Linked DNA regions of Homo sapiens: regions 1 and 3 are each linked to region 2. The links are chromatin loops, found by intact Hi-C in ENCODE. Cell type or tissue: Calu3. All regions are shown on one strand. Region 1 has its middle 40 kb from the start of HS3ST1. Region 2 holds the start of LOC107986178 (a long non-coding RNA gene). Region 3 overlaps LOC107986178 (a long non-coding RNA gene).

The links. Peaks named below come from ENCODE experiments on the same cell type or tissue, not always from the same donor. Only the 100,000 strongest peaks of a DNase experiment are listed, where the experiment ranks them.
Region 1: it touches region 2 in a loop (5-fold over the local background); 3 of 110 quality-filtered maps call a loop at or near these places.
Region 3: a loop joins it to region 2, with 2.8 times the contacts of the local background. A loop is called at or near these places in 2 of 110 quality-filtered maps.

What each region holds. Positions count from the first base shown.
Region 1 is chr4:11,464,819-11,472,818 of GRCh38, forward strand. No RefSeq gene overlaps it. Among named protein-coding and RNA genes, the nearest start is that of HS3ST1, 40 kb to the left of the region's middle. RefSeq lists an enhancer at 5,364-5,553. In Calu3, no CTCF peak of the experiment used is centred here; DNase peaks (open chromatin) are centred at 4,293, 6,033 and 7,013.
Region 2 is chr4:11,539,571-11,547,570 of GRCh38, forward strand. It overlaps LOC107986178 (a long non-coding RNA gene), which reads left to right and starts at 4,403. Exons shown (of 5, transcript NR_188483.1): 1 at 4,403-4,593. In Calu3, no CTCF peak of the experiment used is centred here; a DNase peak (open chromatin) is centred at 4,441.
Region 3 is chr4:11,594,060-11,602,059 of GRCh38, forward strand. The region is part of intron 2 of LOC107986178 (a long non-coding RNA gene); the gene reads left to right. Among named protein-coding and RNA genes, the nearest start is that of HS3ST1, 170 kb to the left of the region's middle. In Calu3, no CTCF peak of the experiment used is centred here; a DNase peak (open chromatin) is centred at 3,692.

The sequences.
Region 1 (8,000 bases), 75 kb before region 2:
CTCAGAACGTGGGGAAATGGATGACATCCTTCTCCAGGCCACCAGTCCCCAGGAGAAGCACTCCACAAGGACACCTTCAGCATGGGCAGAGGTGAGGTAGAACTATCTGTGGAGGGAGGGGGCTGGACAGTGGGCTTGAGGCAGTATGAGCAGCTCCACAGACCTGGGAGAGTGTTACAGGGATCCAGAAGTCCCCCATTGAAATGAGGGAAGGATGGAACATTTCTGTCGGGCTGGTGGTCCAGCAGAGTCTGACAGTCATGACGTAAAAGAGCCTGCAGTGTGGGGAACCGTGGTGTCTCTGCAGAAAAGCTACAACCTTGTACTCCAGACATGGGCATTCTCATGTTGACCCTGGAAAGGTCTTAAGCCCAGTGAGCACATCAGACTGATCATCGGTTGAAACCGTGCAGACTCAGATTGACAATGCATGGGTCTATATGCACCCCTTGCTTGCTTTCTTCAAACACCTCTTGCCTGAGTGTCTGTGCATTTGTTCTTCCTTCTCTCAAGGATACCCTTTCTTTTCCTCTTCACTCCTGTGCTTTCTTAGCCTTGAGATCATTATTCCAGTTGCCTCTTCCCAGAAGACCTCCAGGACCACCACCTGCATTATATTAAGGGATTTCCCTTCTTAATTTTTCTGCTTGTCTATTTCCCATCATCCACCACGTAAGTTCCATGATGTCAGGGCCCTTTCTGTTTGGTTAATTTCTGCATCTTATTATCGACTGCATGTTTGTGTACCCCTCAAATTAAATGCTGAATCCCTGAACATCAATGGAAAAGTATTTGTAAGTGGGGCCTTCGGAAGGTAATTAGATCACAAGGGTGGAGCTCTCATGATGAGATTAGTGACGTTATAAGAATAGACAGGAAAGAGCCTCTCTCTCTCTCTCTCTCTCTCTCTCTCTCTCTCGGATGCAATGAGGAGACTGCCATCTGTAAACCAGAGGGCTCTCACCAAACTCTACCATGCAGCCTTCTGATATTGATCTTCTAGACTACAGAAGGGTGAGAAATAAATTTCTGTTGTTTAAGCTACCCAGTTAATGGTATTGTTATTATAGCAGCCAAACTGACTAAGATATATCTTCAGTGCCTAGTACCTAATGGGAATTCAATCAATATTTGCTAAAAACTGAAAGTTATTCAATTATTCTCCTCCCATATCTACTATCATTATTATATTGTCCCATCATGGACTGGGCCCCTACTACATGTTGGCACCATACTCAACCATTTATTTAAATTATTTCTTATCGTAGAAATGCCCTGTTACATTGTGCAAGTAGACAAACTCGGGCTCTGGTGAGATAATGTTGCCTGAAGTTTTCAGATTAAATGTTAGTAAGTAGGAGAGCTAAGAATAGACTCAGATACTTCAAATTTTAAGGTTTTCTATTATGTTACCATGTCTTTCAAATAACAAAAATAATGTTTTCATTTTACAAAGTGCTTTGGTTTATTTTGGAAAATGTGAGGTGAATTGGAAAGAGCACTATTAACATTTTACTCTGGATAATTCCTTGCTATAGGGTGTTCTTCTGTGCACTGAAAGATGGTTAGCAGTATTCCTGGCCTCTATCCACTAGGTGCCAATAGTATAAATGGTCCCCTTCCCCAGTTGTGACAACCCCAAATCTCCAAACATTGCCAAACATCTCGTGGATGCACAATTAATCCCAATGGAGAACCAGTGGTTTAAACTGACACCATTTGTGTGATCTTGGTCAGTTTATTTGTATCCGTGAGCTCAGTCCCCTCCACCACAGAGAGGAATCACAATATTTGCCACCCGTACTACAAAGCTCATCAAGCCAGTATATCTGGTGAGATGAAAGGGAATCACCATATATTGAGAGCCTGTTGTATGTAAGGCATCACTCCAGCCTGCATGTTTTCTTGTTTAGTCCACCCCACATCCTTGTGAAGTCCTATTATCTCTTTTTTACATATGAAGAAAGTCAGGTTCAGAGAAGTAAAGTAACATGCTTAAAGTCACAGATTCAGCAGGCATGAGAGAGCAGTCACACTTCATAGCAAGTGCAATGGAAAAATGTGACTGGTCAACTCTAACCTACGATACATGTGGAAAATATGATAGGTTGCTACACGTGGTTAATTGGTCAATATTATCACCCTGCAACAAGACAAACAACAACAAAAATTTTATATATATATATATATACATATATTTATATACACATTTTGTTATTTGAAAGATATGATAACATAATAGAAAACCTTAACATTTGAAGTATCCGAGTATATATACATATATATATACACACATATACACACACATATATTTACACATATATGTGTATATATATGTATACACATATATATGCATATATACACACATATATACACATATATACACATATATACATATATATACACACACACACACATATATATATATATATCCTGAGTCAAAAAGGAAGTGGAAATGTTAGTAAATGCCTTGAGTTTGTAAACTTGTATAGACATTCTTTAATTTCCTTTATGACTATGAAAATAAATATTTTACCTTCACAGAAAGGAAACGATCCATAGACATCATTAAAAAACACTGATGAACCCCTTATACAATAGCATTTTATTCTCATGAAAGAACAAGGTTATGTCCAGCACTAGAGTCTATCACATTAGTGTAATTTCATGGAGCATCGATACTTCAAACTTTTGTTTTTAACTGCTTTTATGGTTTTCAGGAATTTTACTGTTGTCATTATTTTTTACATAAATGTACTTTGTGTTCTCTGTAAGGATTAAGCAGGAAAAAAGTATTGTTTTGGAGAGAGAGAGACTGAGGGGTGAAAGGGAAGAAGGAAGGAAGGGACAGACAGTATGAAGACCATTCCAGCTGGGCGCGCCGGCTCACACCATTAATCCCAACATTCTGGGAGGCCGAGGTGGGCAGATCACTTGAGGTCAAGAGTTCGAGGCCAGCCTGGCCAACATGGTGAAACCCCGTCTCTACTAAAAAAATACAAAAATTAGCTGGGTGTGGTAGTGTATGCCTGCAATCCCAGGTACTTGGGAGGCTGAGGCAGGATAATTGCTTAAACCCAGGAGGCAGAGGTTTCAGTGAGCCGGGATCCAGCCTGGGCAACAGAGCAAGACTCCATCTCCAAAAAAAAAAAAAAAAATTCCAAGAAGTCACAGGTGAGGAAGCCATAAGACAACATCCTTTTTCTCTGTGAGAGAAAAAAAAAAGTGACTTTTAAAGTGCACTGAGTCTGCTGAGTACTTGTGAATAATTTCAGAACTGAGACCCTATAGCACTCTTGGAGCTGCTGAGCCAGCTGCCATCCCCGCACCCCACCTCACCAACTCCCTGGCTTCCCCCACTTGTGCCAGCACTGCCAGGTGGCACTCAGAGAGCCTCCAGGGGTGTGTCTCCGGACCTGCCATTACCTACAGGAAGGGGCTTACATAGACCAGGGAAAGCCAACCCTGCCTTTTCAAAGGAACTTCATGCAGCCTGGGGACTTTTTTGACTTCTGTGAATTGTATCATCAGCTTTCCTGGTTCTCAGGGGATAACTATCTATCTTCTACAGAAAAATCTTTCTTTTCTATAGAGAGAACAATGCTTTCTCTCTCTCTCTCTCTCTCTCTCTCTCTCTCTCTCTATATATATATATATATATACGTATATATATATATGTATATATATATATACGTATATATATATATATATATATATACGTATATATATATGTATATATATATATATACGTATATATATATATATGTATATATGTATATATATCTTTATATAGAGAGAGGTAGATACTTATTATATATATAATCCCTCTTTACATGTTCCTCAGTTGGGCCCTGAGCACTACAGCTTGTCTCCTTTATCTGGAAGCTGATTGCATGCCTCCCCTCTCTCCCTGGCACAGCAGCTGGGAGCAACTTGCACATGACCAGGCTTTATCATTTTACATTGGAAATAATATGTTTCCATCCAGGATTTCAGTGAAGCTTCATGTTCAATCTTTTGGGAAGTCAGGACAGGGGGAAATGTTGTTAGTTTTTTCTTAACCAGAAGAACATAGAAGCCAGAAGAGACAGTACTAAGCTATTGTCCCCTAAACCAGTTTCTGGTGGAGAAAAGTGAGGCTCAGGGAGGTAAAAGTGTCTGCCTCAGTTGGTTCATCAGCGCCAGTGGCAGTGCTCTAAGGAGACGCCAGGCCTCCGGTAACCACTCAGTGTCAGAAGTTCAGGCAGCAACAGGTGCATGAGGAAGGAGTGGGGACATTCCAGAAATGCAGCTGTCAGGAATTTTTTAAATTGTTTTCCTTTCCTCTTGGGCCAATCATTGGGTATTTACATTCACTGTGGTCACCTGAGCCAGGTACCGCAATTGCATGTCCTGGAGTAGAAACTGATGTGATACCCAAGACTAACACTTAGTTCCTTCTTTGCCTTTAAGTACTAAGTGGATCTGTGATTTTAGGCAAGTGATTGTCCCTTTCTGGGCCTGTGGTTTTTTTGTTTGTTTTACTTTTTTGTTTTTTAATTATCATGACCAAAAGTCTTTTATTATTAACAACAATTGCACACTTTTTGTTGGGAAAAAAGGTATACAAATTATAAAACAGTTAACAATGTTTCCTTAAGGAGAGAAGTGTTAATGCTCTTCTCTAATTATGCTTTTAATGGTATTTTGTTCTATTTTTTTATTTTCAATAGCTTCTTTATTTCCCTTGGGATATTGAAGCTTTACTTAATCTTATTCTTTCTAAGTAGGGTAGAGAATTCCTGTTTCAAGTCTCCACAAAACAAAATCCCTTTTCTTGACATAGTAGAAAGGACAGGTGCTTGGATGTTTGGTTGGCAGGGGAAAGGAAAGAGTCCAGGTGCTACTGATAGAAATATTCAACCAAATCCTCCAGTTTTCGACTCCACCACTCACTGTGGTGCCTTCCTCAAGACCTTGGAGCTCCAAGTCTCTGAAGAATATTTCAGGCAATGAGAGGAGTCCCTGACTAAGGTAAAACCCTCCTCTCTGTCTCTTTCTGTGTGCGTGTATATGTATGTATATGTATATGTATATGTATATGTATATACATATACATATTCTATTGCTGCTTCCTCCTTAAACTCCACTAGAATAACAATGAAAGGTATTTAACATATTAATCCACCAATGTGAATAGTTGAGAGATGCCAACAATTTGAAAGATGGAAAAGAGGTCTGCAAATGCTCATTGTCGTAGCACAGCTGAGAAAGCTCACTGAGGCGCTGAGAGTGAGATGCGAAGGGACGGCCAGTGCAACACGGGCCTGTGTGTTTTTATGGACAGTATGAAGGTATTGAAACTGATCAGTAGTCTTCAAACATTTTCTTTCTTTCTTTTTTTTTTTTTCTTTTAGCAGGGAGATCTATTTCTCAAGTGAAAGGTAACTGAAACTGTCATGCATGAAACAAGCCCAAGCAAGCAGCTGCAGTTGCATGGTCAGCTGAGCCAAGGGCAGAGAGATGAGCCAGATGGGCTTCCCGCCCCTGGAGGGAGCCCCCATCCCCAGAGGGCAGACTCTGACACTCCTTCCCAGGTTCTTGGGGCATCACCAAAAAGAGTGGAAATCCCTACATGTTTTATCTCCAAGGGTCTCTAACCTTCTGTAACACTGCTCTGTGAATGCAATGAGACCATGTAAGAAAAGCACTGAGTAAAACCAAGAGCCTCATGTTTTGTTGCTATGCTGATTTTAATCTTTGAAGGTAAAGGGCCCTTGTATCTGACCTGCAAAGCACTTGGGCTGCTGGCTTTGCAAGGCATTGGCAAGAATAATACCTAAGGTACAGCTTCAAGAAGGTGGCTTTGTTTTCTCCTCTGAGAATAAGGGACTGAAAAAGTGATGAGTAACTCGGAAAAAAATAAAAGAGAACAAGAGAGAACAAAGTAGCTTTTCTTGATAAAGCATTTCCTCTAACCTGAAAGCTAGACACGGAAGCCAGGGAGTGCAGGAATTGCCCTGGCTGTGGCTAGTCACCATGCCGCCACCCCCAAATTCTTCTCACCACCAGATCAGCCAGGGAACGGCTTGCTGAAACCTGCTGGCTCTTTCTTGTGACCTGGAAGGATGACAGAGAGGCTGACATCCTGGAAGACCTCATTGCCCTGGGTTCCTTAGGAATCACAGAAGGGAACTCATTCACTCATTCATTCATTCAAGAATAGTATAGACTCTGCACAGTAGAGAAAACATGTATATCATTTTTCCAGATTCAACAGCTAGTGAATTTCCTGTATGCCAAGTCTTTAGAACTCAGGGATGAATGAAATTTCACAGGCTATTCTGTCTCTGAAAATCAAGTAAGGCAACACTCACATCCCCTCTGGGAAGCCAACCTTAGCCTCGTAGTCTGGATAAAATTTCACTATTATGTGCTACCTCAGCAGTTATGTACTGTAGCATCAGTCACATCCACTTCAGTGTAAGTTCTGGGAGGACAGGACATGTGTCTCTAGTAGCAGAAGAGATTGGCATGACAACAACCTCCAGTAGGTGTTCTACTAATTAAGTTTAGAAGAATTTAACTGTGGAGCCCGAGGCACGGGGATCACTTGAGGTCAGGAGTTCAAGACCAGCCTGGCCAACATGGTGAAACCCCATCTCTACCAAAAATACAAAAATTAGCCAGGCGGGTGGCACACACCTATAGTCCCAGCTATGTGGGAGGCTGAGGCAGGAGAATTGCTTGAATCCAGAAGGTGGAAGTTGCAGTGAGCCGAGATCGCGCCACTGCACTCCAGCCTGGGTGACAGAGTGAGACTCTATCTCAAAAAAAAAAAAAAAAAAAGAATTAACTATATTTAACTTTGCTTACCACACCACACTATGTACCCAATTACTTGTCTGTCTTCCCTCTCTACTCTCCCTATGGGCTGTGAGCCCCTACGAGCCCCTAAAGGCTGGAACCTTACCTCTTCCTGTCTGGCATCACATGCACTGTCTCATTCTATTGTGCGGAGACGTGAGCCAGGTCTGAATTCAAATCTATGACCCTGCCACTTCCTGTGGGGTGCATATCCTGTTTCAGTTTCCTCATATCTCAAAATGAAAATGAAAACACAATTTCCACACCTACAGCTACGAAAAAGCTTAGAAAGAATGCCAGTGATCTGCCTAGGACAATCCATAGCAAAGCATGGGCACACAGTAATTGCTAGCTATTAATAGAAACTTCAATTTGTTTAAACTCCTAAAGCTCATTGAATTGCTGGAAAAAAACAGCCTCTAGAGAACTTCTGTATATGCTTTTTTTCAGATTCGCCATGTTTTAACATTTTGCCACATTTGCTTTTTTATCCTCTATTTTTTCCTATTCTCTCTTTCAAATATTGTTAAATATAGTAATGCACACATACATACATACACAAACATGTATGTGTGTGAATTATGCATTCTAAAATTATTGTTTTCTATACCATTTGAAAGTAGATTAGCTACATCCTGTTCTTTTATTTTTTAATATTTCAATGTGTATTCTCTAAGAATATTCTTTTAAATAATTTAACCACAATGGTATTTCATTTAGGAAATTTAATGTTATAATATTTTCATCTAATCTACATTTTAATATGCCATATTTGTCATTGTCCCAATAATAATAATGTGCAAGTGCTCTTCCCTTCAAAACAGGATCTGGTCCATTTAGCAATTGTGTCTGTTGAATTCCCTTTAATTCAGAACTTTCTTCAGTCTTTCCCACTTTCACGACACTGACATTTTTAATGAACACAGGCCCCTTGTAGCATATTCTTTAATGTGGGTTTGTCTGATGCTTTTTTATGATCAGATTCAGGTTATGCATCCCAGCGGGGATACTCATAAGTGATGGCATTCCCTCTCCATGCACACATCCAGAGGCATGTGACATCCATCTGTTCCTTATTGCTAATGTTAATTTTGATCACACTGTCAAAGTGACATCTCTTTATACTAATACTGTGTAGTTACTACTTTTCCCCT
Region 2 (8,000 bases):
CTACAGTAAGTGTCAGTTCTGGCCCTGGGCCAGAGGTCAACCTAAAAGCGGGTTGTCTTTTTGTTAGCTGACAACTCCTGAGCCTGTCAGCCATAGCCACTGGGCAACAGAGGCTGGGGTTGTTTCCTTAGATAGAAGTATAAGCGGGCTGGGTGCGGTGGCTCACGCCGGTAATCCCAGCACTTTGGGAGGCTAAGGTGGGCAGATCACTTGCGGTGAGAAGTTTGAGACCAGCCTGGCCAACATAGTGAAATTCTGCCTCTACTAAAAATACAAAAAAAAAAAAAAAACAGTCAGCCGGGTGTGGTGGCACGCACCCCTAGTCCCAGTTATTCAGGAGGCTGAGGAAGGAGAATTGCTTGAATCTGGGAGGCGGAGTTTGCAGAGAGCCGAGATTGTGCCACTGCCCTCCAGCCTGGGAGACAGAGCGAATCTACATCTCCAAAAACAAAAACAAAAACAAACAAACAAAAAAAAAGCGTTAGCAGTCCAGACTTTCTGTAGTTAAATCTACTCAGCATATGAGATGTGGGTTTTCTTTACCTCTGCATAAAGTTGAAAGATAATGCAATACAATCAACATATACATGGTAAAATGTCAGCATTGGGAAAATACATTGCTACTCAAAAAATAAAAAGTTTTCTCTTACATATTCACTACCGAAAGAAAACAAAAGCCACCTGATGAATATTTAAAGAGATGTGCCCAGGGTGTTATGGGGGCTGTAACCAAACCTGGGACGCTGGTAGAGTAAGTGGAGTTTCCTGGAACTGATAACGTAAGCTTTGAAGAATGAGCAAAAGTTAGCTAGCTTAACAAATTTAACAATGGAGACAACTGGATAATTTAATTGGACAAAAAAAGTTAGCCAGGTTAACAAATTTAACAATGGAGACAATTTAACAATGGAGACTCTTCAAGGAGAAGATAGGAGGCTCACGTGTATCCATATTATTGGTAGATGTACACCTTACCTGTTCAGAGTGAGAATCTTCATCCCACAAAACATTTTTCTTCAGAAAAGTAATGATGACCTTAGGACTTGAGTTTCTCAACATGTGTATCAGGAGTGTCCAATTTTTTGGCTTCCCTAGGCCACACTGGAAGAAGAAGAATTATCTTGGGCCACACATAAGATATGCTAATACTAACAATAACTGATGAACTAAAAAAAAAAAGGGCAAAAAACTCATAATGTTTTAAGAAGGTTTATGAATCTGTGTTGGGCTGCATTCAAAGCTGTACTGGGCTGCATGCAGCCTGTGGGCTGCAGGTTGGACAAGCTTGATGTATATTCTCGTTGATAAGATGGTTTGAGTTCAGAATAAGGGAAATCTAGGTACTGTTAACAATTGCTGCTTAGAAGAATTTACTGAGGGCTTACCAAGTGTCCAACACATATGTTGGAACAATCTTTTTTTTTTTTTTTTTTTGAGACGGAGTCTCGCTCTGTCGCCCAGGCCGGACTGCGGACTGCAGTGGCGCAATCTCGGCTCACTGCAAGCTCCGCTTCCCGGGTTCACGCCATTCTCCTGCCTCAGCCTCCCGAGTAGCTGGGACTACAGGCGCCCGCCACCGCGCCCGGCTAATTTTTTGTATTTTTAGTAGAGACGGGGTTTCACCTTGTTAGCCAGGATGGTCTTGATCTCCTGACCTCATGATCCACCCGCCTCGGCCTCCCAAAGTGCTGGGATTACAGGCGTGAGCCACCGCGCCCGGCCGGAACAATCTTTATCTATTATTCTATAGATCACTATAGGAAGTTTCCAGAAAGTGTCCGAATCTACAGTGCAGTCAAAAGAGGAACCCAGGCTATGTTAAGAGTGCCTAGAAATATTTCTGGGCATCTAAACGGAAGGTCAGACACAGGCTCAGACTTCCACTTCCACAGTGTGCATCTCATTATGCCAGTCACTCAGGGTCCCTCCTAGGGACTGCTCTGGGCCTTAGGGTGGCCAAAGCAGTGTAGTCTGCGACAGATGGAGGAACACCTCTCAGACCTTAAGTTTGTGTTCCCACAAACTGCTCAGGAATCCCAGAGCAGGTGTGCTTGGCTCTCAAGGTGAATTTATTAAATAGATATGTTTTGATTTATTTTTAAAAGCAAATACTGAACAATACAGAAGAAAAAGAGAATAATTTAACAACCATCTGTGTGCTTGCCATTGATAATTAACAGGTATTAGCATCTTGTAATATTTCTTTCCCACATTGTTATTAATAAAATAATATTATTGTACAGTTGATGCTTGCTGCCCAGTCCATCTCAGATCACACCCTTCTTTCCAGAAGACAATTATTAGGATGACCTTGATTTGTAACTTACCAGTCAAATGGTAAAGTTTTAATCCATTAACAATATATTGATGTTTTCAATATTTTATACAAATATTATCATATGATTTTTGTCTTTCTGTAATTAACTTTGATTTCACTCATGTGATGTTTTTTAAAGGTCTGTCTTGATGAATATAGGTCTAATGAATTCATCTTAATTGCTGAATTGAATTTCAATGATGGATGCTTAAGTTGGGTTTTCAAATTTTGCCTGAGTCATTCAAGGACTTGGCATAACATACTTGATAGAAATTTGTACAGATCAGGTGTAGAGGACAGTCACTGTGTGATACTGAGATACCCATGGTTCTCTTGCGATTAAGGCTGGTTTTTGTTATTGTTGTGGTTCGCCCTTCTAAATCTAGTTTACTGTTCTATATACTTTTTTTCTTAGGATGAAACTTCACTTTACTGTAGTGTTGTAAATTAACTTTGATTAGGCCATGCAACAACTTCCTTGATACTTCAATGTATGTTTTAAACATACCTATATATTTACATAGATCTATCTCTATATATCTCACCAGCAAACATGTTAGAAATGGATTTTCACATCCCATTCCTTCCATTTATCACACATTTTCACACATGCCAAAAATCAGCAGCAGAGGGGAACAGCATGCTCAAATATACTAATCACAGCTCAACCTACCACTCTTCATCATACATTGTTCTCTGTCTCCTGCAGGAGTTCTCAAGTATAAAATTGCTTTTAGACAAAACTTAATATCTATACTTCTTTTGTTTTTGTGAATGAGTAGCACACCACAGGCCATATAATATATTTGCTATGGCTGTTAGAAAGCTCAAAACCAAATTTGTGACTAGATCATTGAATCAGAATTGCACCCCTTTCCCTTGATGCTAACGGTCTACTTCTGCCTCATTTAGAGCTTTTACAATGTGTCACTTTTATTTGCAAACCAACTGGATTTATTTCTTTAAAAAAAGTCATAATGTATGTGACCATATAATTATTGTGCAAACTGGACACTTTTAAAAATAAAAGGGACTAATAAAGTAAGTTAATATTATGTACTTTTTGAAACATCATACTGTATTGAATGATATGTAAATAAAATCTTATAGCTCTGTAAGACAAATATTTACCTTCAGACATGGTCTTATTTAAATGACTTCCAACTGTTGAGAAAGACACCGATATTTTTGTGAGTTTGGGTCTTTAGTCAGTCCTGTGGATATTGACACTGCTTTGACCATGCCCCCTCCCCGTTGGTGCTTTGTAAAAATTAAATACCTGAAATATAGAATCATTCTTGACTCATAGTAAACACTATGTGTGATTTTGCCAACATTTTTTTTTACCTTCTATAGGATATAGTTTTCTTCCACTAGTGGACTGAAGGAAACAAAGAAACCAGTCATCATCATCATCATCATCAACAATAAAACAACAATGCAAAGTATCTTTGGTGATATTTTCACAGCCCATCTTATAATATGAAGGCTTCTTATCATGTATTCAATGCTTAACATGTCAAATGCAATGCAATGTGCTCTACCTATATAACTTACATATTTTAATCTTTGCTACAGCACTCGATTCCGATATTTATTTCCTTGTTTTACTGAGATGAAAACATGGGCTCAGAAAGAAAGAGCTACTTTTCTAAGATCACACAGAATGTGAAAAAGGATTTATATCCTGGTCATTTCACTCTAGGGTCAGTGCTTGTAATCACTAAGCTTCTCTATTTTCATAAAGTAGGCAGAATTAAAAAGACATAAAGCAATGATGTTTCTTATCAGCATAGCCATTGATTCCATCATTGAGTTGGAGAGGGCATTGTAATTACTAACATGAACAATAACTTAAAGAGAGGCTTGTTCAGGCTAAAGATATGATTAATAAAAATGAACAGCCCTTATCTAGCAATGATTATGAGTCATTCTTGCTCATGACGAACTAAGTTCCTGTCCTTTGTAGGGTCAAAAGGGGAAGACTGTTTGGCTGCACATGGCTGATCAAGTCCCTCTTCGTCTACTTCCTTCCCCTGGTTGTTTTCCCTGCCTTACTTTCTTCCAATCCCTGTCTTCAGGATCACTCCAAGCTGTGTTGCTTCAGAGAGAAGTTGCTAAGAAGGCTTCTGTTGCAAATGGCACAAGCTGAATGTTTCCCAGTGCCAGGCAATCCCTCACCCAAGACAACTTGTACAGGCCCTTCACATCCTCTTGGTGCTTTTTCAACACAGCAGCTGTACAGGCTGACTTCTGTCAATCTGTGTTTTCCAAAGGTATGCCAGTGCTCAACAACCTCTGTTTTATGCTCTCCTGCTTCTTCCTGTTCCATTTACCTTTTTTTCTGATTATCTCCTAGAATATATTTGTCATCTAAATAACCCCAGTCCCACATCTCTCTAGCCTTACAAAGTTTTGTACTCAAATGTTGTTCTTATCCATTACATTTGCTTCTGTCTCCCTCCATCCTGATTTTGGCTTAGCTTTTCTGGATGAGTTATACTTGAATAAGATCTACTGGTAACACTCTCTCCATTGGACAAGCCCCAAAGCTGACTTCTCTTAGAATTCTGTTCTTGGAGGAATCTCTTGCTCAAATATTCCCTAGCTTGTTCCCAGATAATCTCTTCTTAATAGTCATAGAAGGAAATTGTTGTCATGGTTAAAGTAGAACCTCCATAGTTCAATTTAATATGAACAAGGATGTAAAGCATTTAGGCATCATGCATAGAGTTGAACATATAACAAATATATAGCCAACAGGTTATCTAAATGACAAAGAATGTCTAGAATAACTCTTGACTTGAATCCACACAGATACAGAAAATGATTGAGCCAAAGGCAGGCTTAGCAGCAACTAATAATTTATTTCCCTCCCCAAAACATGCTTGTTCTAACATGGCATTTATTCAGAGTTATGTTTAATTTGGCTGTCTTAAATGCAAAAAACATATACGGACACAAACACATATTTTAAGACATAGTTGTTGTTTTTTTCTCCAGAGAAATGGCTCCTTTGATATACTGAGAGAGTGGAAATAAATGTTGCTTTGAATTAGTCTCTTTGGTCATCTGCTAACTGTGCTACTTATAGCACACACACAAAATTCTGGAGGGACCATATCATAATGTATGAGAGGCCGGGTGCTGGAATCAGCCCGCCTGAATTCTGGCTCTACAGTTTCCAGCTGCATGATGTTTGTTAAATTACTTTAGCAACCTAATCTTCATTGTCACCACTTTTTTTTTTTTTAAATAACATAAATCACCTTGGATGGTTTTGTGAGGACGAGATGCAATAACTTGAGGTGAAGAACTTTGAAGAGTGCTGAAATACAGTCAGAAGTCAATCAATTTTAGTTGAGAATTTTTACAAAGTGTAAGAGAAAGTGCATAGGCTCTGGAGTCACAGATACCTGGCTTCTCTTTCTTCTCTGCCATTTACTAGATATGTGATTTCCATAGAGTTGCTGCTTGGAATCTCAGTCCCTTAATCTATAAAAAGGGGACAATCATACATATTTCCCAAAGGCTCTTAAATGAGGTAATACGTAAATCTTCAGATAACAATAGATGTTCACTAAATGTTAATACATTTTCACCTTCTCTACCACTGGAAAACCAGTAGAATAAATAAAAGAGGGAGGAAATAGGGACATTAATAAGGAAATTGTTTCATAGGAAGCTGTGAACATTAGGAATTAGTTGAAGGGTGACTTATAGCCAAATCACAAGGTACGAGTTTCTACTTTGCCCGTGCTCTTTCTTCCCCTGCCACACCTCTGGGTCTCTATTCTGAGCCCTGTCTTGGGACTGAAATGGGGTATTAGAACCAGTGAGTCTTCTTTCCTAGTATGCAGAACCCTGTGATCTGCTGAGACAGCCTTCAAAGATTCCATGCTTGCAGGATGTCTGCATGTGAGTCTGTGTGTTTATCTGTTTGCATACCTTGATGTCCATGCATAGTTTCCAGCATCAAGGTGAAAATGTCGGTGCCTGTCATCAGATATATCTGGAATGATTGATATTCCTACTTGAGCACTTGATATGTGTGTCCATGAGCAAGTCATTTAACTACTCTATGAGGACTAAGTGAGACAAAAGACTGAATTCATAATGGCCGGCCGGCACTAAGTGGGAGATCAGAGCTGACTACAATGATCAGCATAATAATTATCAATCTCCCTATAGATAAGCACATATAGATCTGTGGCTGTGGCTGTATAAGAGACATCCATGTAGGTCTCTACTTCTCTTTTTCTAAGAGAACAGGCAGAGGATCTCCAGGCCTCTCCTTACATACTTTGTGTGAAAGCATCAGCGGGCCCTACTGACTCTAATTAACTCATTGTATCAGTTCAGAGCAATGCATTCCAAATGCCGCTGATCGCTCTGTGCTGGCTGTCTCCAGGCAAAGCTTTTTGTAGGCATTGGCCATGAGCTCACTCTAACTTACTAGACAGTGGAACGTCGTCGAAAAAAGTAAGAAAATTGGCTCCAGAAAGATCTGATCCCATTCACAGCTCTATTCCTTACTCCCTGTTCAATACTGGGCCAGTTTTTCTGCCTCTGGGAATTCTTGTTTTCTTATTGGAAGAATAGAATGATAATAAACTTCACAGATGAATCAGATTCTAAATGTATAGATAGGGAACCAAGCACAGAGACCAGCATTCATCTCAATCATTCAGCAAGTAAATACGATGCTTCTCCTGTGAGTCAGGCACTGTGTTAGGCTCTGTAGATGACATAAGGGTGAGGTTTTTACTCTATTGGAACTTGGAATTACTGGGATGTAATAAATGTGTCCAGAAAATGTATATTTTTTCTCCTTTCATCTCTTTGTATGGAAATTCTTTCTAATTTTTGGAGTGTCTGGCCTCTTATTGCCTGTACTCTGCCCCACTGGTGAATTTCTAGTTCAGTGTGTCTCATGGAAATCTATTATTTTAAAGGCAGGATGTGGATCAAGGTAGTTTCAAGCTTGAGGAAGTCTTGAGGTGGGATAAAGCACATGGAGCATTGCAAAGGTTTTTTGTTTTGTTTTGTTTGTGTGTGTGTGTGTGTGTGTGTGAGAGTGTGTGTGTGTGAGTGGCTGGCTGGAAAGCTGCCAAATTTCTAATAATAAATGAATTTGCCTTTATTTAAAGAAGGAAGTGGTACTTTCCCTCACAATAGAGGGAGGAGAAAGGCTGTCTCCTCAGGATTTTGTTACCAGCACCACATCTCCCCTGACTGGAAGGTGGCTTGAGTTAGGAACAAAAATGACAAATGCAAGCCCAGCCTTAGAGAGCCTCCCAGATAGGTGAAAATGAAAGGCGGAAAAGTACAAGTTACTGAAAGGAATGATCTAGAATGCAAGTGGGATGTGGCAGCATAGCACTGGTCATGCAGTATGGGTGGTAAGTTGGGAGAAGGGGCTGGACCAGCACTGATTATTCTCATGTCCTGGATATGACAGAGATGGCTGGAGCTCAGCACCTGTCTCTGTCCCTCTGCACTTCCCAGGGTACCCCGCAGTTAGATTACGGTCCCTGCAACAGGGTTCTAGCCAATGGGATGTGGCTGAAGTGGCTCATTCAATTTCTTGAGAGCCTTCTTAGTGCCAGATCTGTCCTCAGCCTTGGAAATTCAGCTGGAAACACAACCAATACAAATACCTGTCCTCAGAGAGCTTACATAT
Region 3 (8,000 bases), 54 kb after region 2:
ACTTATAAGCAAAGTGGCACTAAGTGAGTTATCTTTCAGCTTTGTTGAACAAGCAAATTATATAGTAAATTAAATCACATTTTACTGTTGAGTTGGTGTGGTACAAATTAGGGAGTGCACTTTGATTCACCCTTACATCTCCTGCTTGTTTCATAGCCCTGATGTTCCAGTGTCAATATGGGAGAATTCAGCAGAGAACTTATGTGAATTCTGTTTTCTTTGTTGTGTTTACAAGTTCATTGCAACCAGCTCATTTGGGATAGCGTTGGCCTGAAAACAAAATGGCATGTTTTAGCTTCTCATCAATTATTTAACTGAATGATTTATTTATTTATCTATTTATCTATTATTTATTTATTTATTTATTTATTTATTTATTTTTAGTGCCCTCCAAGAAACCTAATGAAAGTATCCACAGAGGGAGAAACATAGCGACTAAGTCTAAAGGAAGATAAAGAGAGTGAATTCCTGGAGATAACTAGCTGATCTCCAGAGAAGGATGCTAGCCAGATTCCTTCTGGCAACATTATAGAATGGGAAGTGACTAGTCCCTAATTCCTGAGATTCATAGACTTGGGTTGAAGTCTTTTTTTTTTTAATTGAAAAAATTGTATATCTATCACGTACAATATAATACTTTCTTTTTCTTTTTATTTTTAAATTATTATTATTTTCTGAGATGGAGTTTCGCTCTTGTTGCCCAGGCTAGAGTGCAATGGAGCAATCTTGGCTCACTGCAACCTCTGTCTCTTGGGTTCAAGCAATTATCCTGCCTCAGCCTCCTGAGTAACTGGGATTACAGGCAGTGGCAACCACACCTGGCTAATTTTTGTATTTTAGTAGAGACGGGGTTTTGCCATGTTGGCCATGTTGGCTAGGCTGGTCTCGAACTCCTGACCTCAGGTGATCCACCCACCTTGGCCTCCCAAAGTGTTGGGATTACAGGCGTGAGCCACTGCGCCCGGCAACATAATGCTTTGAAGTACATACACATTGTGAAATGGTTAGATCTTGCTGCTTAACAAATGCATTACCTCACATGGTTATCATTTTCGTGGTGAGAACACTTAACATCCACTGTCTTTGCGTTTTTCCATAATACAGTATATCTTAATTAACAAGTTTGGAGGAGTCTTGACTGTAACATTTTAGCTGTGTGAGACTGGGCAGGTTGCTTTCAAGTTCAATGGCTTAAGGGAGGTTACAGGTGTTGCATGAAACTAATTCTATTCCAAATTTAGCGCAAAACAGGTATGCCATAGAGTTTTGTTTCTCCTCTTTTGTCAGGATCTTGTCTGAATGACTGTTTGAAGAATCTGAAACAACAGCTCTGCATGTCCTCCCTGTTCTCCAGAACAAAGTCTGTGTTTCAGAATGGCAGGTGTGGTTCAGTTGATATGATTATGATAAAGAAGAAAAGGAAAAATAAATGATAACCATTACTCCAGGTTTGTCAGAGTGAGGCCCAATGACACTCATTATTTATATTTTTCAGCAAAAAGGTCATGTGGGTCAGCCCACATTTTGGCATGTCTGACAAATGGGTCAGTGGAGATGAGAGTGTTAATTTATTTGAATGGATGTGTGGGAATGGTACTCTAAGGAAAAGGTACTATGCAGTGATACTCTGTCACAAAATTAACAACAGATTGACAAGGCCTCAGAGCATCCACCAGGTGTATCCTTATCCACCCAAATTCTGTAGTCATTCTGATTCTTCTAGGTGTCCGTTTCTCGTGATTGGGAAGGGCATCTAACTCTATCCTTGCAATCCTAAGTCTTCCAGACCACCTTCCTCAAGGTCGGAGTATTCTACTTGAATCACTTTACACAAATATTCTCCCTTATTTCAGGATTTACTTTTAGCTACAGCTCAAAGGACTCTATGACATTTTATTTTATATTTTATTATGTTACATTATATTATTCTATTTTATTTAGTTTTAAGGTCTCTTAACCTTTCTCAAGCAATTTTCTGGCCCATCAAAGAAAGGTGTTGAACCAAGCTTTCTGATGACCCATTGTTACTCCAGAAGCCTGAACCTACAAATGCCTATAGCAAGAGAAATCCTGGTATACATGTTAAATAGAAAAAGGATGTGTGTGCCCCTAAGTCCACATTTTATGTTTCACTGACTGGGTTGAATCACCATGGATATCAAGTAAGGAATGCCTGTCAAAGAGAGGGAACCCTATGAAATTGCCAATATCCAGCCATTTATTTGACCTACAAATATAATAATGTCATGCGATTTGACCTGTGATACTTCTTTTGCATGGGGGAGGGAGGTGGCTATTAGCAGGGCCTTCAACCTTGCACAGTTTTGTAAGGTATGCATTTGTTACATTTCACTCAAATAACATGTCTTTTTAGGTATCCCAATTTCATTCACTTTTCTACATTTGTACCACTCTTTCATTAGTCCAACCAACCATGAGCATAGTCTTTTAACCAGTCTACTGTCATCTACTTTGGCCTTTTGCTAATCGGTTCAATACAGCCTGAGTAAAAGTCTAAACTGTAAATCTAATTGTCTAACACCCTCTTTTTAAAAGAGGGTGTCTGTTGTCTTCTGAACTTTGTAGGAAAGTGCCAAAGCTCCTTGAAATGGTCAATAATGTTCTTCTTACTCTGACGTCTACCCGCTCACCAGTCTCATTTTGTACCTTATTTCTGGCTCTAGCCACACTGGCCTTCTGTCAGCTCTCTGCATTCTCCATACTCTTCACCACTCCTAAGTTCTTTCTATTAAAAGCAATGGCAAAAACTGCAAATACTTTTGCACCAATGTAATAAATGCTATTCCTATGTCCTGGAAAGCTCCTCCATCCCCTCCTCCTTGACCTCATTCCTGGTCATATTTGTCCAGGTTTGTCTTTGTCTAGACATCTTTTCTGAATTCTAGGAGTGGGCCAGAACCCACTTGTAGAAGCTTTTGAGGAGCAGTGTGCTTTTCTATATAGCATGTGCCCCCCTCCCTTCCTCTTTCAGACTTGTCTGAATGCCTAGTGGATGAAGATCTGCTTCCCCACACAAATTCTCTGAAGGTAAAACTCCTGCTTGATTTTACTGTCAACTTTATCTCCAGCGTCCAGCCCTGTCTATGACTGATGATCTATAAATATCTTAGAGTAAATGGCTAATGCATGAGAAAGTGGCAGACAAAAAGAAAAGGAGTCAGTGCTTGTTGGAGAACTTGATTATAGGAAGCGTTACCCAGGCTTTCTTTTACACCTATTTTCATGGCAATAGATTTCTGGTTTTGCTTTTTATCCATGAGAAGGTTTAACTCACAATATAGTAGGAACAAGGACTAATCTCAATAGTTAGGAGAAGCCGAGTTTCCCAGGAATTTCACTCATCAACGGCTTTCATCTCACAATCAGATAGCCCAGTCGTTTACTTCTAACTTGTGCTTTGGCAATTATTTCTATAGTGTGCCTGTGTTAACACAGGTGGGCTCTTGAGAGTAAATTCAGGGAACTTAGAGTCCTATTAATTCAATAATATCCTCTGTGACTATTTAGGTAAATGAAAAATGATCTGTCCATAGCAACAGGAAGTTTGTTCAACAACAAGGAAGTATTGGTTCATTTTGTTTTTTCCCAGCAGGTATTAAAAAGACTAAATCGGCTTAGTTAGCCTAGCTGTGGTTTAAGGTTTCCTTTGGTTTATCTTGCTACGTGACTATTAGAAGCCGTGGGTTCTGACTGGCCCACGCTACATTCTCAATGAGCACAAGCTTAGCCATACTGGCAGGCATTAACAACACAAGGAAAGAACTTCTGTAGCTGGGAAATTTAATGTCTGAAAAATGTATTTGACTATTAACAATAGTAACAAATAACAAAGTGAGACCAAGTGGCCCAGTTTTGAAAATAAGGAATTTATACCAGAGAGAGTAATTAAACTCCTGAAAGCACACTCTAAGTACAAGCAGGATAGGGATGAGATCTCAGGACTTCTCACTTTTCAAAGTATTCATGTTTTGTACTAGTTCAAGCTTTCATATTTTTACTCAGTTACTTTTTCATTAACTTATACTTTTGTCCCATTGAATACATACTCCGTGCATGAAGCTCCATGTTCTGATTGGGAGTTATCAAATCATGCTTTGCATTGTAGCTAAGCGAGCACAGCTCCAGCCCTATAACCAGAGTATTCCTTATTTTCCCCCAGGTTCATCTCTCCCAAGACTAAGCACAGCAGCTTGTATATTTTGGGTAATCAAGATATTTTTCATTCATTTTAATGTTAATAACAACACTAACAATAGCATTCATTTAGCAAACATCTACTGTGCTCTAAGCATTTTGCATAAAGTATTACTCTAATTACACAGACAGTTATTGGGTACCTATGTGAGATTGCTATAATTAACACAGCACAGCCTATGCATGCAAGTGATTTACAAGCCTACTAGGAGCTCATAGTCTCATCTTATTCCTATGACATGTCCATGAAGTGGCTCTTATTATTCTTCTCCCCTCCACGCTTTTGCTTATGATGGAACTGAGGCTTAGTAAACATAAAGTCAGTTGTATAGTCCAACATGACTGATGTGAGATTTTAGTCCACATCTTTTTGATTCCAAAACTCTTCTATGACATACTCCTTTTATTCAGTCATCGATTTGTCTATTTATTAACGCTTTGTACCAACCATGTGTCAAAAACAAATAGAGGTTACACTGAATTCTTTGAGGCATCTCACAGTCAAATAGAGGGAAGTTGAGAAGCCAAAAACAGTGACTAACAGTCTTTGTTTGCCTGGGTCTGACACTTTTCCTGGGACAGGGAACTTTTAGTGCTAAAACCAGGGAAGTCCAGGGTCAACGAAGATGACAGACAATTGGTAGAATGAGGAGAAATGAGGGAAGTCAGAACATCTAAGTTGTCTAGATCGGAAGGGACATAGTATGCTACAGTAAAGAGTTTAAATTATATCATGAAAGGCAGAAAAAGAATTTTGCAATGTATCGCTACGGAGCCACTAGTATATCCATAACTGAGCGTTCATTATACTCACAGAAAAAGGAAAGAGGTTTCTCCTCATGGGAAAATTCTAATTTTTTTGCCATGAATATTATTAACACTAACATAGAGAGAGAGAATTCCCCATCATTATTCCAATGCTGAGTCTACCTGGCAACTTTGAGGCATGAATGCTAGAAATAAATGGAGCATGTCATTGTTGTCTGAGTCATTGTGAGTGACAGACAGAAGGAAGACTCACAATTTAAAAAAAAATGAGAGGAGAGCTGGTTAATAATATTTCAAGATTTCAGAAAAGAATGGCAACTATTCTTTATTCATTCCACCAACATTGCTTGCTTCAATACTTTGAGCTTGGTGCTATAAATACAGCATTAGGATACATGCTCTGGCTTCACAAGCAGACAGAGGGACACCAGAATTTAATGAATAATTACCAAGTGGAGTGGTAGGCGCTAAAACAGAATCAGGGCGTATAAAGTACAAACCATAAGGACGGCTCGGGATATTACATAACACAACGCTTAACACTGATCCTTAAGGGCCTTAAAGTTAGAGGAAAGAAAACTATTTTAAATTTTTTGTATAGAACAGAGAACAGCACAGATAGTGAATGTACAATCATAAATGGTGATTAAATGAAGTGCCAGCACACTTATGTCTCTGTAACAGATATATGAAATATATATGTATATATATGTAAACATACATACTACACCATATGTCTGTGTATGTGTGTGTATATATATATACATATATATATACACACGTATATATATATGTATATATATATATATACACACACACACACACGAGAGAGTGTGTGTGTGTTTCCCATACTTATGAAAGTATCAGAAAAATGTCACTCAGACTGGCTTGTTCAGTAAAAAAGGATATCATTTTATGGAAAAAACCTAAAGGTTGAGATTTCATCCTCGGAAGGTCAAGACTCCATCATAACTCTCAGCCATCTTGTTCTTGCGTCTGCTTCATCCTCAGGTTTGCTCTTCTCATGGTTACAACATAGCTGCTATTTCTGTTCTCCTACTTTAGGAAAAGAAGAAATATTCCTTTATTTGTTTCTTAAATCTGCTACAACGAAGTACCACAAACTGGGTAGCTTAACACACATGCAAAAACAACAAACAAACAAACAAACAAACAAGAATTTGGAAATGTGTGTCTCCCAGTTCTGGAGGCTGGAGTTCTGAAACCAAGGTGTTGAGAGGGTCATGCTACCTCTGAACGCAATAGAGGAATGCTTCTTGCATCTTTCTTTCATCCAGTGTTTTGTCAGAAGTCTTTGATGCTCTTGGCTTGCAGCAGCAGACCTCCAGTCTCTACCTTTGTTGTCACATGCTGTTTTCCTTTTGGTTCTCTGTTTTTTCTCGTGGTCATGTGCTTCTAAAGAGACACTAGTCATATTGGATTAGGTGCCAACCCTACTCCAGTATGACTTCATCTTTACTAATTGTGTTTTTTAAGGACTCTATTTCCAAATAGGGTCACATTCTGAGATATGTGATGTTAGAACTTCAAATCTCTTTTTTTTTTTTTTTTTTTTTTGAGGTGGGGGAAGATTCAACTCATGACACTTTGTGCAACTATAGAATCTACATTTTTTCTTTCAGTTTGATAGGGTTATCTAAGGTCATATGTTCACTTTTGAACCAGTAACATTTACCCAGAAATATGATGAACATATTGGTTTAGACTAATAGGGATTCATCTCTGGAACTGAGGATGGCTTGACTCTCTGAATAAAACAGGGTTCTGTTAGAGTTCTATTAGACTGGAGAAGGAATGCTGAATAGATAACCAGAGTTTACGATAATATATGACTATGTATATACGTATGAAAGTATAATTCATCTTATAATGACAAAATTAGAAGCCAAGTGCCAAAACATTTAAGTCACTACAAATAAAGGATATTAGCAATTGCTGAGTATGTATTAGGCTTTATGCTGCACATCTGCATGTATATTATGATTTTCTTTAACCAAAGCTTTATGGGGTAGATGCAACATTTATCTACTTTATGGAGGACTAACTTAGGCCCTTAAGCAGTGTAAGATTTATCCCAAGTCCCCTGACTAGTGAGTCTCCAAATCAGGATTAGAACTCATGGCTCATGGTTTTGTATTCTCAGTCCTATGATGCTCTTTGCACTGTTCCATGGTGCCTCAGGGTGCAGTGAAAGGGAGGTTTTAATTTTCAATTGTCAAATTGTCTTATGTGTTTTATTTGGAGCCAGTTTTATATTGTCTTTGGACACTAGGAAATCAAAGTGTGAACAGTTTTTACTCTTTTCTATATTTGGAATAATGGGTGGGGGGATGTTAAGACAAGCATTATGGAGAGTCTTAGGTTTTGCCCTACTTGCAAACTAACAAGTTAGCCTGCCACAGTTTCATGGAAACTGGCAGGAGACACAAGAGTCCTGGGTCAGAGATAAAAGACAGTGTAATACTCACAGCTATATCAGTGGCTAGAATATTATTTTTGCACTGGTTCCCTAAGCCTCCATTTCCAAAGATCAAGAAAATTAGGAGAAAATACTGTCTTATACAGTAGAGTATGTTCCAGAAAAGAAATCCCAGAGATTAGAAAGCCTCAGTTTTATATAAGGAGACTGTAGAAAATCTGCCTAATCTTTGCCATAGAAAAAGACATTATTTTTATTACCCAGGAAAGTAAACAAACCTGCTCTAGAAGGAGAAAATCTCTTTCTCTCCCAAGGCAGTTTTTTTTTTTTTTTTTTTTTTTTTAAATATGAAAGTACTAGTAATGAGAGTCTGGAAAAAAAAAGTTTATTCCTTTGCTCAGAAGAGTGTGCAGAAATATAAGAGGTTCATGGACACTTGTCACCCAACAGGTTAAATCTTCTCCACCATGACTTTTTATCATTATAAATGTTCAATTTTAGAATTCTAATAATCCAGAGACAAGTTCAAAACCAGTATATAGCAACCAATAGGTGGTAGTAACTTGATTTTGCTTAG